Regions from separate parts of the Mus musculus genome. Here region 2 is linked to region 1. Evidence: chromatin loops called from intact Hi-C (ENCODE). Cell type or tissue: left cerebral cortex. All regions are shown on one strand. Region 1 overlaps Fto (fat mass and obesity associated). Region 2 overlaps Fto (fat mass and obesity associated).

Region 1 (8,000 bases):
ACATCATACATATATTGTGTGACACTTTAAAACAATGCTTAAATGAACTTTTACTCGAAAGAAGTCAGAAAAGAAGAGAGGAAGAACAGAAGGATGGAGGTTGGAAGGAAGGACAGTTAGACTATCATGTGATCTCTGCTGCACTCCAATGCAGCAGTAAGTACACAGCGCTATCATTTACCCAAAGAGCCGATGAACTATCCATGTCTGCGTTCTGTTCCTAGGATGCTGCCAGCTCGCAGCCACCCAGAGAGACACAGTTTGCTACTTCACTTTCCTCTTCCTTTTTGCAATCACACCAATTTTGGAAAAGACATTATTTATCCAAAAAGCTGCCAAGACGCTGGGTAAGAACAGATTTGGTTATAATGACTAGTTTATAAGTTAGTCTCACTCAACATTCTCCTCCTCCTCCTCCTCCTTTCTTTTTTCTCTTTGCACACACTGCACTCACTAGACATATATGCAGAGATTATAAACACTGATTACAGACATTTCTTCCACAGGATTTCTGACCTTATGGTCATTTTGCCATAGAATCGTGTGATTTTTTTTTTTTTTGCAATATTGGCTTACTTTAATGAAATGGTTCCTTTGGTACAGCTGGGGTTGTGATGCCAACCTGGCTCCATTCTAATTGCCTTTATGAAATATTTATGGTGAAACTTAACCATGCATGTGTAAAAACTGACTTTAGTGGTAGCCAGGGTTTGGGCTTACTATGTTATCTTTAGTAGAGAAAAGCAACCGTTTTGTTTTTTTTTCCTCTTGTCCAGATAAGCAAACACACACGTCTAACATTTCCCAAACCACACCTCTCTGAGCCCAGCAGTCTGGAGTAATTACGCTAAAATATCATGCTGGCCACAACCAGGTCAGGTATTTGTAAGTATTATTTATGCTAATCACACACCTATGTGATGCTGGATGGGGCGAGGAGGTTTCTGATACGGAGAGAGGACATCTCAGTGCTTTGGATTACAGCTTCCTCCACTCTCACAAGATGGCAGGGACTAAAGGGATTATGGCACCATGTGGGTACTGTCTCCGTGGACTTGTGACATTCTTCTCTGTGCAGGTTCTCAATCCAACAGAATATGTGTTTTGTCTGTGTGTCTGTGTGTGTGTGTGTGTGTGTGTGTCTGTGTGTTTTCTCTTGAAACTGGGGGGAAGTCCTGGGAGTGCGAATCCTGTCTTCCTTGCAGGGCTAAACAGGACCCCCTTCAAATATAGTGTGATGTTTCCCCCTCCACCACCCCCTCCCAGTCCCCATGGCTTTCTCCAGCTCTGTCATTGGCAGGCCCCACAGACAGAACGATTGGCTTTGCTAGTGAATTAGCAAATATCCAACTCTCACACCTGGTTAGCAAGAGCTCAAGCGAGCGCCTCCTCCATAAAGCCTAGGGCCTTGCTGGACAGCATTTCACCTCTGAGAGTGTCCTGCCAGGTCTTCTTAGCTTACTTCTGGAACCTAGGCACTGCAGTCTTAGGTGCCACGGCTACAGAAGCTAGGAGATGCATGGATGCAAGTCAAAATGCCCACAAACACGCAGGGACAAGACAGCAGCAGCCTGGCGAGCGGCTGTTCCTTTACACTGCCGAGGGCTCTCACCTGCCATCTACAACAGTGTATGTGCCGTGCACACCACTCAAATCCACACTTGGCTTTCTACGCACAGGCACACCTTCCTCACACCCTGCCTATTCTGCCACAGCCCGTTTCCAGTGCTGTTAGAAGACGCTGTGCTTAACACAGCTCCCAACTCTCAGAGGCCCCCTCAAAGCTTTTAAAGCTGGCATAACATGCAGAATGGCAAATGGAGAGCCAGCAGCAGAAAGATCATTTACAGTGACTATACAAACAAGCTAAATGAAAGACTTGTGTTCAGTCATTAAAAATAATAATGCTAAAGCCCCGAGGGCTGAAATGTAAAGCTTCAACTCGGTGTGAGGAAACAGAAGAGGGGTGGGCCTATTATCCCAACAAGATAACATGCTAATTTACTTAGGAGGCAATTTTAGAGTACGTTCACAGTGAAATCTCACTTTTATCAGATTATATGAAAAATAACAACCACAAATAAAATGCTCACTCAAGCCTGGGGCTTCTGTGAGATAGAAATCACTGTGTGGGAGGCCAGGGAGGGGTTGGTGGAGGGGCTGGCCCCGGGGATTGGAGCAAGCCCAGGTGAGGTAGAAAGTTATTTCCCTCACACTCTGCGGGGATGCCTAACATCATGACAACAGAGAGGAGGAAAGGTCTCTGGTCCTGCCTACCTGCAAGTTTCTGTAAAATAATGAATACAGACAGCTTGGGGACTGTCCACCTGCGCTACCTGCCTCTGCCTGCCTCCAAAGTGAAACCACCGGGGATTGGCAGAAGGCACTTGTCTGACAGGGCCAGGACAGCCTTTCTCCTCCACGACAGCCCGGGCCTACCCTCTTAAACTTGACCCACCGTAATTCCTTCACAATGCAGCAGCGAGGCAGCTGACAGTAGCAGCTGCAGTTCTAAGCGAGATGGATGGAATTTTCATAACTGGTTCCCCAAGTTACATTTTACCTTCAAGATAATTTATGAGCTGCTCTGAAGCCTTGAAGAGACAATATGCTTGCCATAAAATTAACTCTAACAGTCTTGTAGGTTATAATTAACACTGGGAGGGGAACGCCAACTGGACGAAACACATGGCGTAATTGATGGTGAAGCAGGGCGCAGAGGAGGCTGGCAGTGTGACTGCTGCTGCTGCTGCTGCTGCTGCTGCTGAGCACGAGTGTGAGAGCACATGCACACACGCACGCACACAAGTGCACATGCGCACACGCACACAGACACACACTCAGCACAACCCGGGCTTTTCTGAGGCTTCATCACAGTCACCTAGCAGGCCTCATGGCCAGGGACAGAAGAAGCCAGAGCTGAGCAGGGAGGTAGGGGGTTTGAAGCTCAACCCTGGGGCAAGTGGGTGGAGCCACAGAGCGGAAGGGGATGGGCAGCAATCCTGGAACTGTCAAGGAGCTGGGTGGTATACTGACAGCTCAGGCCAGGTCCCACAGGGGAGCCTTCCATGAAAAAAATGACTTCATTAAACAAACAAACAAACAAACAAACAAGCAATCATCTTTGGCAGTGAAGGATACACAAAAAATAGAGAATCAAGATTTCTAAAAAGGTTCTTCCAGGACTCAAGCTAGACACTCAGAACACCACAGAAGGAAGTCTTTTCTACAGTGTGGACATCTCAGGAGCCAACAAAGGTGATCAGTGAAACGTGGATGTTTATTAAATTACAAAGTCCAGGGGTGACAACAGAGGAGGCTAATCAGAAGTCATGCCAATCACTGCGGTTTTTCCTGACATGGCAAGCTGTTTCTGTCTGTGCCTGAATCCTGAACTGCCCGATCGACACTCATGCCTAACACTGGGACCAGTCAAATAATTTTAATGAGCAATTTTAAGGTGACTGGCCTATTTTCCTTCTCTGGTTTGGTTTGTTTTTGTCCTAGGACAAGATACTGGAGAGTTCTGATAAATGACGCAACAGTGCCCCCTGCAGGCCGTCTGTGCTGCACTCCGCCAACCTGGCACCTTCTGAACCAGAAGCCAGCTCAACTTTATCTATAACCTGGAATATTCATTACAGAGTAAATTTGTAAAATACACTGGGGACACCCCTGAGATAGAATAAAATGACTATTCTTCACGTGTAGTAAATTGTTTCCCAGATATAAACATACTGTTCCGCTGACGAGGAACCTGTGATAGAGCAGATAAATCGCTACCCTTTCACCTCAGGGCGCCTGCTCCACTCGGCCTTGATTAACACGGCCCCAAAATTACTTGACCTGGAGGCTGTACAGAGTCTTGGAGGCTCAACTTTGATGTTCTCTCATCTTCCTCCCCACTCTCCTGCCTCCTAAAAAGATTGCAATCAATACAAAAGAAACAACACAGCTATAAAAGGTGGAGACTTCCCGTTAGAAGACTAATGGTGGCGAGATTCATACGGCACGGGCTGCAGATGACTGCCTCGCCGAGAGATGCACTCAGAGCGGCACACACGGCGAGGTGTGCTCAGGTGGCAGAGGAAATAGGTATTTACACACACAATTGCTTATCCCCACACCGGGAAAGACCTGGAAGCACTGGACGTCCTGTACGGTGAGACCGAAGTCAACACACTGAGCCATGTGAGTAGCTGACAGAGCTTTGCCACTGTCCCACTGTGCTCCTAGCAGCGGAGCCAGGCATGCTAACTTAAGTTTCATCTCTACTACTGACTAGCAGTCAGCCTGGGCGACGTGCTCTGTATCCTGAGCTGCAGTCTCATCACAGAGAGCACTGAGCACTTCCAGTTGTTGTCAGCTGGTTCTAGTTCACTATCACTACCGGTGGCTCCACTCCAAGTTTTAAGGGAAAGGAGGGAGAAAGCCATGTCTATGATTGCCGCTCTCCGGGATCTTTTATCCAGGCTGGAAGATGTCACCTGCCTGGAGGGTCACGTGGCTCAAGACGCTGTATTTTAGGTAAAGTTGAATTGATCCAAAGTGTCTGTGAACTGCCTAGATTTTTACACCCAGTTGCTCAGAGAGCCTGGAGCCCAGACCTACATCTGTCATTTCTAGGTGCGAATACTTAGCCCAAGCCCAGAGAAGGACTAGCGCAGGTTGTTTCCTCTCTACACCTCACTCAGCACTAACGGGCCTCCATTATCAGTGTGGGGCTTCACATTTGGACACTCTGCCAAAGGAGAGGGCAGTGTGAAAGAGTGCATTCTTGACTTTGTTCTTTTGGTCCGTCCGGGCACTGTTCTATTGCTGTGAGAAGACAACTTGGCCAAGGAAATTAATTAATAAGAGAGAGCATTTAACTGGAGACTTGTTTATGGTTTCAGAGGGTGACTCCATGATCAACACGGCGGGAAGCATAGCAACAGGCAGGCAGACACAGTGCTGGTGCAGTAACTCAGAGCTGACGTTTGATCCTTCAGAAGAAGGCATAGAGACTGAGCCTGGCATGGGCTTTTGAAACGTCCTGATCTACCACACCTTCTCTAACAAGGCCACGCCCCCTAGAAGCCACACCCCCTAATCCTTCCTGAACAATCCACCAACTGGGAAGGAGACATTCAAACACATGAGCCTGTGAGGGCTGCTCGCATTCAAACTACCACCTGACCTATGATAAGGATGATTTTACAGAATACTCCGTGTGTGTCAGGTACTTGTCCTAGGTGTTTTATAATTACTTAAATCAACCCTATGAAACAGGTTCCACCATTATCCCTAGGCAGATTACAAAGGGGGAGAAGTGAGGTTCACAGGGAGTTAAGTAACTTGTCTACTTATGATTTTCAGTTGTACCTTCCCTAGAGTTATGGAAGTGGAGCCAAGAGTCAAACCTCAGAGTCTACACAGACAACCACTATGACATAATCATACAATTTGCTCTAGAAAAAAAACCTACTTTGCCCCACATTCAAAATTGAGAATGAGGAATCTCTTGCAAGATTCTATTCAAGGACCTACACCATACATGATTTTCTTTCCTTCTTACTTGTTCTCAAGGACACCCAGTTTATTTGCCCACGAGCAGCCAGCACAGTGTGGCAGAGGAAGGGCAATCCTCAGAGGACGACTTAACTGTGAGTCACTCGAGAGCACCTAAGCAGGATCCCCGTCTTTTCTCCCTGGGACCTGGATCTCCATGAAATCGTGACTCAATCTCTTTCTGAGTATTGGTTGTTCTGTGTTACATAACCCATTTCTAATCAAGGGTTACTCATCACTGTTGCCCCAGGGTCTAGGATAGTACCAGCTAGGAACTCAGTCAATATTTACACAACTGACAAGTGACTCACACCAGTCACAGCAACAATAACAACCATTGATAAAGGACAGCACACTGTCACCCATAATCCCCAACACCTATGACACAGGTGTGGATTTACAAGTGCTCTCTTAAGGCGGATTTCCCAGTACAACACCTTTCTTAAAGTGCAGGTTTTAAAAGCAGCAAATGTCTGGTAAATTGAGTTGGAGCCAGGGAGTAGCTAAGGGACAATGAGTGTGGAATCCCTAGGCTAGTGTTCCTGGGGACACCTGGTGTTCTCTGGAGGGGCTTTACAATGACAAAGGCAAGAGTCATCTATCACAAGTGACCATGTATGGGGAAGCTCAGGCAGGACAATTTGCTATCTTTAACCTGAATGGAATGGCATTGGTTCAGATGTGTTGAGCTTTGTTTACCTGGCTCTGTGCATTTTACAGGCACACTATGCAGTTGCCTGGGGGAAACAGTACCTGCCACCCTCCTCTGCCCCCCATGAGAAGAGAACCTCTGTAAGGAGGCTGCTCTTCAGTTATGGTCCCTGATGTGTTTCCAAAGCCTGGAGCAGGGCTTGGAAAACAGCAGCCCCCCCCAGGAAATATTTGCTGAATAAGTAAATGAGTGAATAACTATTTTCTCAAAAAAGTTAAGAAGTATTGTCTAGAAGACCAGCCAACAGCTCATTACAATCAGTAGCCTGGCAGAGCTCCAACTCACTGGCCCACGTGTTGATTTTATAAGTAAGATGTGCAGAAGCCAACTGGCTTCTGTCCCCATAAAGCTGTTCAAATGATAGTAACAATGGCAGGAATAAAAACACCACTGCCCACCTGAAGATCAGCTGCTGCATCCTGGACAGAAGTTAACATAGTTCTTTATTCAGTCAGTCCTTGCTCTATTTTTATATAACGCTCTAATCCCTACACATTTATGAGGAGGTTTTATGGAGTTATCAGGTTTTATGGAGTAATCTGGTTCAGAGACACAAAGGACGTCGCTCCTTTCCTAAGGGTGGCAGATAGCAGAGGCAGCAATTCCTAAAGAGAAGTACAGATATACTAAAGAAAAAACAAAACCAAGAATGAGACCACCACCACCACCACCACAGCACCATCACCACCACCATCACCAACCAATGGTGAACGTAGGCCAGTGCCTCCCAGCTTCTCAAGCCTCTCTGGTGTATTCTCGTCCCATCCTGACAGGACACACAGAGTCATCTCTGGCAAAGGATAGTGACTTACAACTCATGCTAAAACTCCTAGTGCCCAACTGTCCGAAGAATCAGCCACTCTCTGGAGCATGAAGGACATCATCAGACATGGTCAGATAACACGGTCACAGTTTATCTTAGCAGGTGACTGTCTCGGCAGCTCAGGGCACCCCAGGGCTAGTGACTACACGTACTGTTAGCAAAAATGGAAATGAGTTGTGATCCAAATGGGATGTCACCGAGGCTCAGGGTTCCAGCACGAAACTAGGGCAAGGTAGCTGCCCAGAGCTGCTGAAACAGACCCGAAGCCACGTGAATCTCAGTCTGGCCCTAATGGACTGCATTCAAACCTCATTCAGAGACACAACCTCTGAGAGGCCTTTGAGCCTGATCCAACCTCCCTGATGCACCATCTTCTCACCAAGGTCCACTTCTCTTCCACCCAAGGCAGGGAGTTAGGAATGCTCAAGGACGAGAGCATGGCTTTTTGTCCTGATCTTAGCAGAGTCCTCCGTGTCTTCTCCTCCAACTAGCCTGTGTCCAAAGCTCTGTGTTTAAGATCTCACCTCCTTTCCAGCTGCAAGTGTGCCACCCTTGACAAGGTCAGAGAAGTAACTCACATTCATTTCCAATATTAGGCCTCCCTTCTACCTTCAAGGTTCCAATTCAGCAAGGTTAATGACAAGCAACAGCAAGAGAGACACCGCAAGAAAAACAAAGGACTTAGAAACACAGGAATGGGCTGGGGAAGTGACATCGTTCAGCCCGTTGGAGTGCCAGGTGCCCTGGCAGATGCCAGGCACGTATCACGAACACTGCCTAGGCCCCTTGCTGGAATGGGACATTACTGCAATGGAAGAGACTATCAAATGCTACAACGATCCTGGCTGCAGGTATTCCAAGTGTCAAGCAAGCTGACAGATACTCTGCTTAACCTGTGGTAGAGAAACAAATATC
Region 2 (8,000 bases), 110 kb before region 1:
AGCACCTTACTCTCATTACCTATCTTAGTAGGCTCCCGAGAGCCTATGAGATGAGTTATCTCATATGCCCGGGTATCACCCCACTTCCAAGGCCCCACCCAGTACCCAGCAGCTCTCACGACCGAGGAGAGGACTTGATATCCAGCTTTTCTTTATAACAGAATAATCTTCAATAGTGAATAATCAGCAGTAAACCAATGGGTTCATGCTTTAGATTCATAAGAATTGATTTATAGTAAATAAACCAATTTCAACTGATACATGACTAAGACCCAACCAAATGTTTTATAAAGAGAACTAGAATTTTTATCTATCAAGTGAGACTATCAGCCCCAGGAGTGTGAAAGGGCTTCTCTGCGTTAGACACTGAAAGCCCGCCTCCGGGAGTTGCGTGGAGTCATGTCTCCCTCTGTCTTCACTGCTTGTTTCAATGTTCTGACTGAGGAACACGCAGAGCTGAAGTGGTCAGAGACAAACAATACGTAAAGTGAGCTCAAACAACTCCAAATAGCACCGAATTCACTCTTGAAATTAATTTGTGTGTGTGTATGTGTGTGTATATGTGTGCACGTGCACATGTGTATGCATGTGTAACCAGCTGACTGTGTGACTGAGAATCCTCTAAGAACAGTCTTCATTAAAGACAACCATTCCTAAAATGTGTTAGTTTTGAAGCCGATGTGTGTGTGAGAGCTGCAGGAGTATCTTTAGGGAGAAAGCAGACTCCCTTTCATTAAGCTTCAACAACTTCCACAAGCAGCAAGTGTGCCCCACTACCAGCAGGAAGGGCAAGAGGTGTGGGGAGGAGTGAGTCCCACATGCATGGTCTGACCTCTTACGGGGCTTCCTTAAAGAGGTCTCTGCTTTCTCTAGTTGAGTCACTCTAGTCTGGCTTTCTGACACCCTCCGACCTAGAACTCTGCCGAGTCCTGGATCTTTTTGTCCTGACTCTGCTAGTCTGGATTCTTAGCTGGCCTGCCTGCCTGCCCTTCTGGCCAATAGACCTCGCTGGCCTCTTGCTCGCTAGGTTCTTACGCCAAACTGCTCCCCAACTGTTCCCTTGCTGCTTGCTTTCCTCACCATCCTCTCCTCTTGGGATGCCGTCTATTTTCAAACATGAAGACTTGCCTGCCTGGATGAGGGGCTCAAGAGCTCACTTTCCAGGCTGGTTCAACTCCTGGCACAAATTCCACATTGTACTGCTACTGCCTAAACCTCTAAGCAGCATTTCTATGAGCTGTATCACAGGAGACGTTGCTTGGTGAGGAGGTAGCTAGGCAGAGTACTTATCCTTAGGTGTGAATACATGTGTATTCACAGGATCAGCTGCCAACTGGGATGGTGACGGTGCTGGGCTGAGCAGGGTCTAATGCCTCCTCTGATCCCACAAGGCATCTGCTCAGGCCCTTTAGCGCTCAGAATGCCCTTTCTTAGGACAGGATATTGCCCAATAATAGAATTTATGGTCTTTAGTTTTGAGCTGTCAATAAAGTCGCAGGCTACTGCAGAGTTCTCCAGGATAGTCTGCTAAGGAATGCTTCTCTTCCTTAGACGCAGCATTAGCTTTCAGATCCCACTGAATGTGCGAGTCTGCTCAGGGTTTCTAAGGCTTCTTTGACAGTACCCAGACCTTGGGGTTCTGTTCTGAGGTAAGGATCATTCATTTAAGGTGGTGGGTTGTAATCATACAGGCTGGTTAACCAAAGTTGCTCTCTTCTGCTTACACCTCAACAGCTACTCTAAGAAACAATAGTGCTCTCAACAGGGACTGGTAGTTATGCCTCATTCAGGAAAAAAAAAATCAAGCTAGAGCTTCAATAGTTAATTCTCAATTCTCTGCATTTACTAACCCAGGTGCTTTGCTCTCTGCAGTAAGGAGTGATAATCCTGGCCTTTGCTCCCTTCCAAATATGACAACAGGAGTATTTAAAGGTGTTGCCTGTTTATTTAGTTCCTAAAACCTAACAAGTATAGTGCCCATGTGGTAATGCACACATATCAAATACACACCTATGCAATGTGCATGCATACCAACACATGCATGTAGCAAGTATGTATGCATACAGTCATAGATGCACAGGCAAATGTCTTTTTAACAAGTACATATGCACACAGGCACAAGTGTGTATGTAAAAAAAATCATATGTGCATATAAAATGCAAAGGTCAAGCCACCGGGCTTGCTTTGGCAGGGGTTGGGTTTGGGGGTGGGGTGGGGACAGCACTATATGTCATCAACATGCTAGAAGAACATTCAAAGCCTTTTTGGCTATTCTCTTCCAAATGCACTTGCTTTGTGGAGTTCAATTACTGCTCCTTTTTTTTTTTTTTTTCTTTTTTACCTAGCCCTCACATGTTTCAAGGGCGCTGCTCTGAGAAATCTGGGCCACCTGGAAAGATTTTCTGAAGTGACTCCTTTATTCTTGGGAAGAGGAGAAAGGCAGGTTAATCATCTATTGACTCCCCGTTCTTATTACTGGCATAAAGCCCCGGCTTTGCTAAATTTCCTCTTTGGAGCTTCCTAACAAACATACATCACCAGGAGGTGCAGATAACGATCCGAAAGATTAAGCTTTGTCACTCAAATGATAATTAAAAAGAGTATTTTAAACACACTGTAAATATACACAAGCCATCATGAAATCATCAAAACCCCGCAGAGCGTGCCACCTCCGGGGTCTATAGATTACCAGGGAGAAGGATATTGATGTTAAGTCCTGCTTGTCTTGGAAGACTGTCATTAACTGTCCCAAGCTTGCTCTTAGCTGGCCACCTGAGCTAGGAGACTCGGTGGAATCTGGCCTTACATCCCAGTGTAAATTAATGGGATTTGGGCTGGGTACTTCAATATGCGTTTAATTGTGATCTCTTTCTATTCAAATCCATGACTCCTGAAATACATATTATCCCAGGAACTGCCAATAAAAACAGAAGTCAAGATTCTCTTGTCCAGCTTTCAAAAAACTGATTTCATACCCATAAAAGACTTAGAGCAGATTATTTTCTTCTAAAATTTTCCATTTATAACTTGTCATAAGAAGACACCAGCCCGTGTATGGTGGAGGCACCCGGTAGCATCACCTTTCACAAGAAAGAAAAGCTTGTCATCACAGTCTTATTAGGATGTCACGCGATGTTAAACTGGGGAAATATTTCTGTATATTCCAATTAGTGCAGCCATTTACTGGCACGGGCATTAGAGAAACTGCTCCTCTTTAGAAAAACCCGTTCCTTCGGGAGCCAGCCCTTTGTTTGACAACGCAGAGAGTGTTATTTAGAGATTTTAATTGCTCAGTTGATCTGTGGCTGGATCTCAATAATCAAAACAATAAAATTGTTGGTTTTTTTTCCCTGACAACTGTAATAAAATGCGGGTGGTGGCCCGGGGATGCTCGGCCTCGCTGGATTGACACTGTCAGATTCTTTCATGTATCTTTTTTAGTCAGAGGCAAAAGAGCCATTTTTCCAAAGTTAAAATACATTACTAATATCGCTAGTATCAACAAACATTCTGAATATTACTAATGTCTACACGGGAAATCCAATCTGAGTATCTGTAACATTCTATTCTGATTAGTGATAGCAGAGAGCTGCAATCCTTAATTAAAAAGGAACTATTCTCAGTCAGCTAGAAAAGGCCTAGTATTTCAAAACAGGCAAATGTGGACATTTCATAAAGGAAGAAACACAAGTGGCAACGGAATAACAGAAAATGCCTCTGCCTCATTGGCAACCAAGAGAATACAGATAGAATCGCTGACAGACGCCGCTGCCACAGCCTGTGTGCACATGCGCACAGCAACCTGTGCTCTCAGTACTGGGGAGGTGCAGGAAGGCACGCACGCTCTTCGGCTGCTGGGGGATTTATGTGACCCATTCCACCCCTTGGAAGTGCATTTTTCGTGTTAAGTACCAAAAGCTTAAAAAATGGCATGTGTTGACTCAGTCATGTAATTTCTAGAAAATCATCTGAAGGTTCCAAAGAACTGGGCGGAGCTTTCGGACCAGGATGTTCAGCCCAGCACTTAGCCGATGGGGTAGCTGGGTGGCCAACATCAGAGGGAAAGAGAATTAGATTAACAGCACCCCTATGCAAGGGCAATCTAGTTCCCATGAGCAAATCATGTTCCCAATATTATAAACCACCACCAACTGCCGGGGCTGCGAACCCAGCTAAGGGACACAGTACCTGCCTTGAGTGTATGAAGCCCTGGGTTCAACACAGAGCCCTGCAAAACCAAACTCGGACACTGCTCATGTGCGCCTAGTAAGAGGGGAGCGACAGGAGGCAAGTCAGAGACTACGGTCCTAACTTTTCATTATACTAACATATACACATTGATGCCTCAGGGTGGCAGGGCTGCCAGGGGCTTATGTGTCATACTTTCCTGAGTTTTTTTTCAGGAACTGTTTTCAATTAGCACAGATTACATCTCAGTCTAAGACAGTTAATTAGAAAAGCAAATTTAGAAATCCTGAGCACTGAAAACGGTTCCCACCATTTTCTGTGAATCATTTATCTGACTTCTAACGGACACAGTTAGGGCAGAGGGAGCGTCTGGGTGGGAGGAGAGTCTAGGGGACGTTCCGATATGCTGGATCTCACAGAAACCTGGGAAGGGTGTTTCAAAACACTTCTAAGGGTGGGATGGGAGTTAGGGGGAGCGAGCACAGAGGCCTGAGGAAACTGTCTGGTATATTAGGTGAAGCCTCTGTGGGACACAGGACAGCCAATAGGAGAAGCATGAAGCAGACCTGATTACTTTGCAGTCAATTTTGATTTTGAAATTCCACAAATGGGAATGTGTTACTTGCTCCTGTTAAAAAGAGAGATCCCCCTAGGATCTCTACCTCCCTTTCTCTGCCCCAGAGCACAGGAGGGAGAGACCTAGGATGCCCCTTTAAAGCAGCTACTGGCACCCATGCTGGGACCACACAGCTCCCAAATGTGACCTGGCTTGGTAGACGTAGGCCTCAGGACTGTTCATTCTGAGACGGACATGAACTATTTGCCACAGACTCTCAGAGCAGAGCACACAGAGACTTGGGGTGTCTTGCTAATCCGCTAACTACATATCACCCCAGCCTCACCAGCCCCCTCTTCTGCTGGACTCTGTAAGAATGCTGCATGGGCCCTTGTGAAAGCCACCTCTGTGCTCTACTTGTAAGGACGTGGAGGTGAGCCAGGAGGATCGAGAAGTTAAAACAGAGCTCAGGTGAGCTGACGACTAGGCTTCTGCTTCAGCACTGACCTGGGCCTTGTGGGTTCTGTCCATGACCATGGCTGCTTTTATGCATTCTACTCCCTTTAAAAAGCTCTTCCTCCGACCGTGAATGTTCTTTGTGTCTTTCTTGCTTTTTCTCCCTCCAAGTTGGAACTTTGCATTTATTTGTGTTTATTTGTGTGTATGTGTGAGCACGTGTGTGCACACAGAGATCAGTGGACAACGTGTGAGAGTCAGCGCTGTCCTTCCACCATGTGAATTCTGGGGAATGACCTTGGGTTGTCCATTGGGACATCAGGCTTGGAGGCAAGTCCTTCTACCCATTGAGTGATCAAGCCTGCCCCAATATTGAAGAATTTTAAAAGCATCAATTTTAAGGAGTCTTAAAAAGGTTTAAAATTTTTAATGTAAAAGTTTTTATTTCTATTTATGTGCATGGGTGCTTTGCCTGCATGTATCTCTATGGACCCCTGTGTGTCTAGAAGCCACAGAGACAGAAAAGGTCATCTGATCCTCTGGAACTTAGAACTGCAGTTTCACATTGTCCATGGGAAGAATAGCCAGTGCTTTGTTTTGTTTTGTTGTTTTGTTTGAGATAGGTTTTCTTTGTGTAGCCCTGGCTGTCCTGGAACTCTCTCTATAGACAAGGCTGGCCTTGAACCCAGAGATCTGCCTGCCTCTGCCTTCCAAGGGCTGGGATTAAAGGCGTGTACTACCACACCCAGCTCAGCCAGTGCTCTTAATTGCTGGACCATCTCTTTATCTTTAATACTTGGGGTCCATGTCCAGTGGCAGGAGGTAAACAAAATGGGCAGTGCTTCTACATGCCTCAGGAGGGAGGGGCGGCAGTTCTGAAATGGGAAGCTCTTCAGGCCCCTCCCCAGGCCATGGGGAAGGCTGGTAGGCAGGAGGAGGGAGGAGGCAGCTACAGCCAGGACAAAGCGCACTCAGCAGCCAGTGTAGCCCATGTCTCGTAGCAGGTTTCTGAGTGTGCTTTTATTTCAGAGTTCAAGAGTTTCAAGTTGCAGCGCAGAGCCGATATCTTCCTCTTCCCTCACACTAAAGGCTGCTGTTGGTCCCAGCAGCCACCTGAGTGAAAGGAGGTTTCAGCACGGTCGCCTCGCCAACGGGCTTTCTTGGTGGAGCTTGCTGAGCCACCACGGAATGAGAGCCACCTCCGCTAGCCTTGGGAATCTGCCTAGGAAGCCTGCCCTTTGCATCGGCAGTCATAGCGGCCAGCAGAGTGTGTTGCCTTCCACTGAAGACCAAGTACATGATCCACTGCAGCTAATCAATAGGATAATGGAATGAATCAATAGGAAAGATTTTTAGAAGGTCTTAATTAAAGAAACACTTGCAGATACAAATGATGTCTTCAATCTATTGATAGTGCCAAGGTGAAGGGTTAAACACAAACAAACCATCAACTTTATTTTGCCGGCATGCCTTCCACAAGAGAGCAACCCAGCAGCCTCCTGGCCCCAGGGTTGGCCCATTAATCAGTCCCTTGTCAATTGCAATAGCCACACTGTATGGGACAATTAGTCTATGATCAAAATTTTAATTACTAAACAGCAGCTCCAAACAATGAAAAATAGGCATGGCTACCCTACTTGGCTTTCCTTTGCTCCTAAAGCTGGGGCAGCGTCCCCTATACAAATTGCTTCTGCACTTCTGCATGCCAAGCCTCCTTCCAATGAGATGCACAGAATTAGAATAATTAAAGAAAGCCTAAATTGATGGATCCCACTTAGGCTGGGAATTCTCCAGTGGGCCTTCTGCTCAAACATGTTACATCAATATTTCTGATTCCCCCGATGGGCCTGCACAAGGTACTGGTTTAAAGAGACATCAATCTGTGATGTCAGCATTTATCTAATGAACCTTCAAAAATCAATGTCTGTGATGCTCTGTTACATGCAATCCCCCCGATTTGTCCATTCTCCTAGCTGTACGTGGCTAAACCTACAGCCATAATGACAGCAAAAGTGTGTCAAGCGGCCAGGCAGAATGGCTAGATGGGATGAGACTGAGAGGAAGGGGGTAGCTTCAACCTGGAGAAATCCAAGACATGGGCGTCAAACAGGAAAGCCATGGCGCTCTTCTCCTCCCAAGGAAGGGATCCGACTTCAGCCGAGCGCGCCCCGGGATGAGCCGCTTCTCCGGATCGTGCCCTCCAAACCCGCCTCTTCCTTGATGCTCCCATCAATTCCCTGCCTTGCTCCTGACAGCTTTGGTGATTTTCTGCTTCTTTTGGGCTCCTCGACTGGGGCTGCCATTTAGCTCCACTCAACAGGAGGCCATGCTCAGCTTACCCTTCCTTGTTAGTGTGTATGCACAGCCCATGGCCAGCCTTCTGCTAACAGCACTCCTTGACGTGGATAGCTTGACACCCTAACAGGCAGAAGAGAGGGCCCAAGTTTGTTTCACTTCTTTTTGCTTCTTTCAAATAAATTGGCTTGAACTGGCTGCCACGAGGTTGAGCTACTTCAAATGCATAAGTCGGGTGACAGCATGCCAGTCACAAGGCCAGTGTTAGGCCTGCCTTTCGCACCCACGCTCTGCTTTTGTTTGCTGCTCTTCTCTCTCTCTTGAGCAGGAGTCAGCCTTGAGAGCGAGTGAGGAGCCTGGGCGGTAAGATGCGGACTGAATGTGCCTCTGACTCCTGTCTGTCTCCCTCAGTGCGGCTTTCAGCAGCCTTCCTCACTGACTTTGAGTCCAATTAAGCTACAATGAAAGGTACCATGATTTCATTTGCTCGCATCGTCGTGTTTCA

The links. Peaks named below come from ENCODE experiments on the same cell type or tissue, not always from the same donor. Only the 100,000 strongest peaks of a DNase experiment are listed, where the experiment ranks them.
Region 2: a loop joins it to region 1, with 2.1 times the contacts of the local background. A loop is called at or near these places in 2 of 42 quality-filtered maps.

What each region holds. Positions count from the first base shown.
Region 1 is chr8:91,527,724-91,535,723 of GRCm38, reverse strand. All of the region lies in intron 8 of Fto (fat mass and obesity associated), which reads right to left. Among named protein-coding and RNA genes, the nearest start is that of 4831440D22Rik, 64 kb to the right of the region's middle. In left cerebral cortex, a CTCF peak has its summit at 3,572 (motif pointing left); DNase peaks (open chromatin) are centred at 2,665, 3,543 and 6,554; H3K27ac peaks cover 185 bases.
Region 2 is chr8:91,633,659-91,641,658 of GRCm38, reverse strand. All of the region lies in intron 8 of Fto (fat mass and obesity associated), which reads right to left. Among named protein-coding and RNA genes, the nearest start is that of Gm36325, 77 kb to the left of the region's middle. In left cerebral cortex, no CTCF peak of the experiment used is centred here; a DNase peak (open chromatin) is centred at 3,808; H3K4me3 peaks cover 477 bases.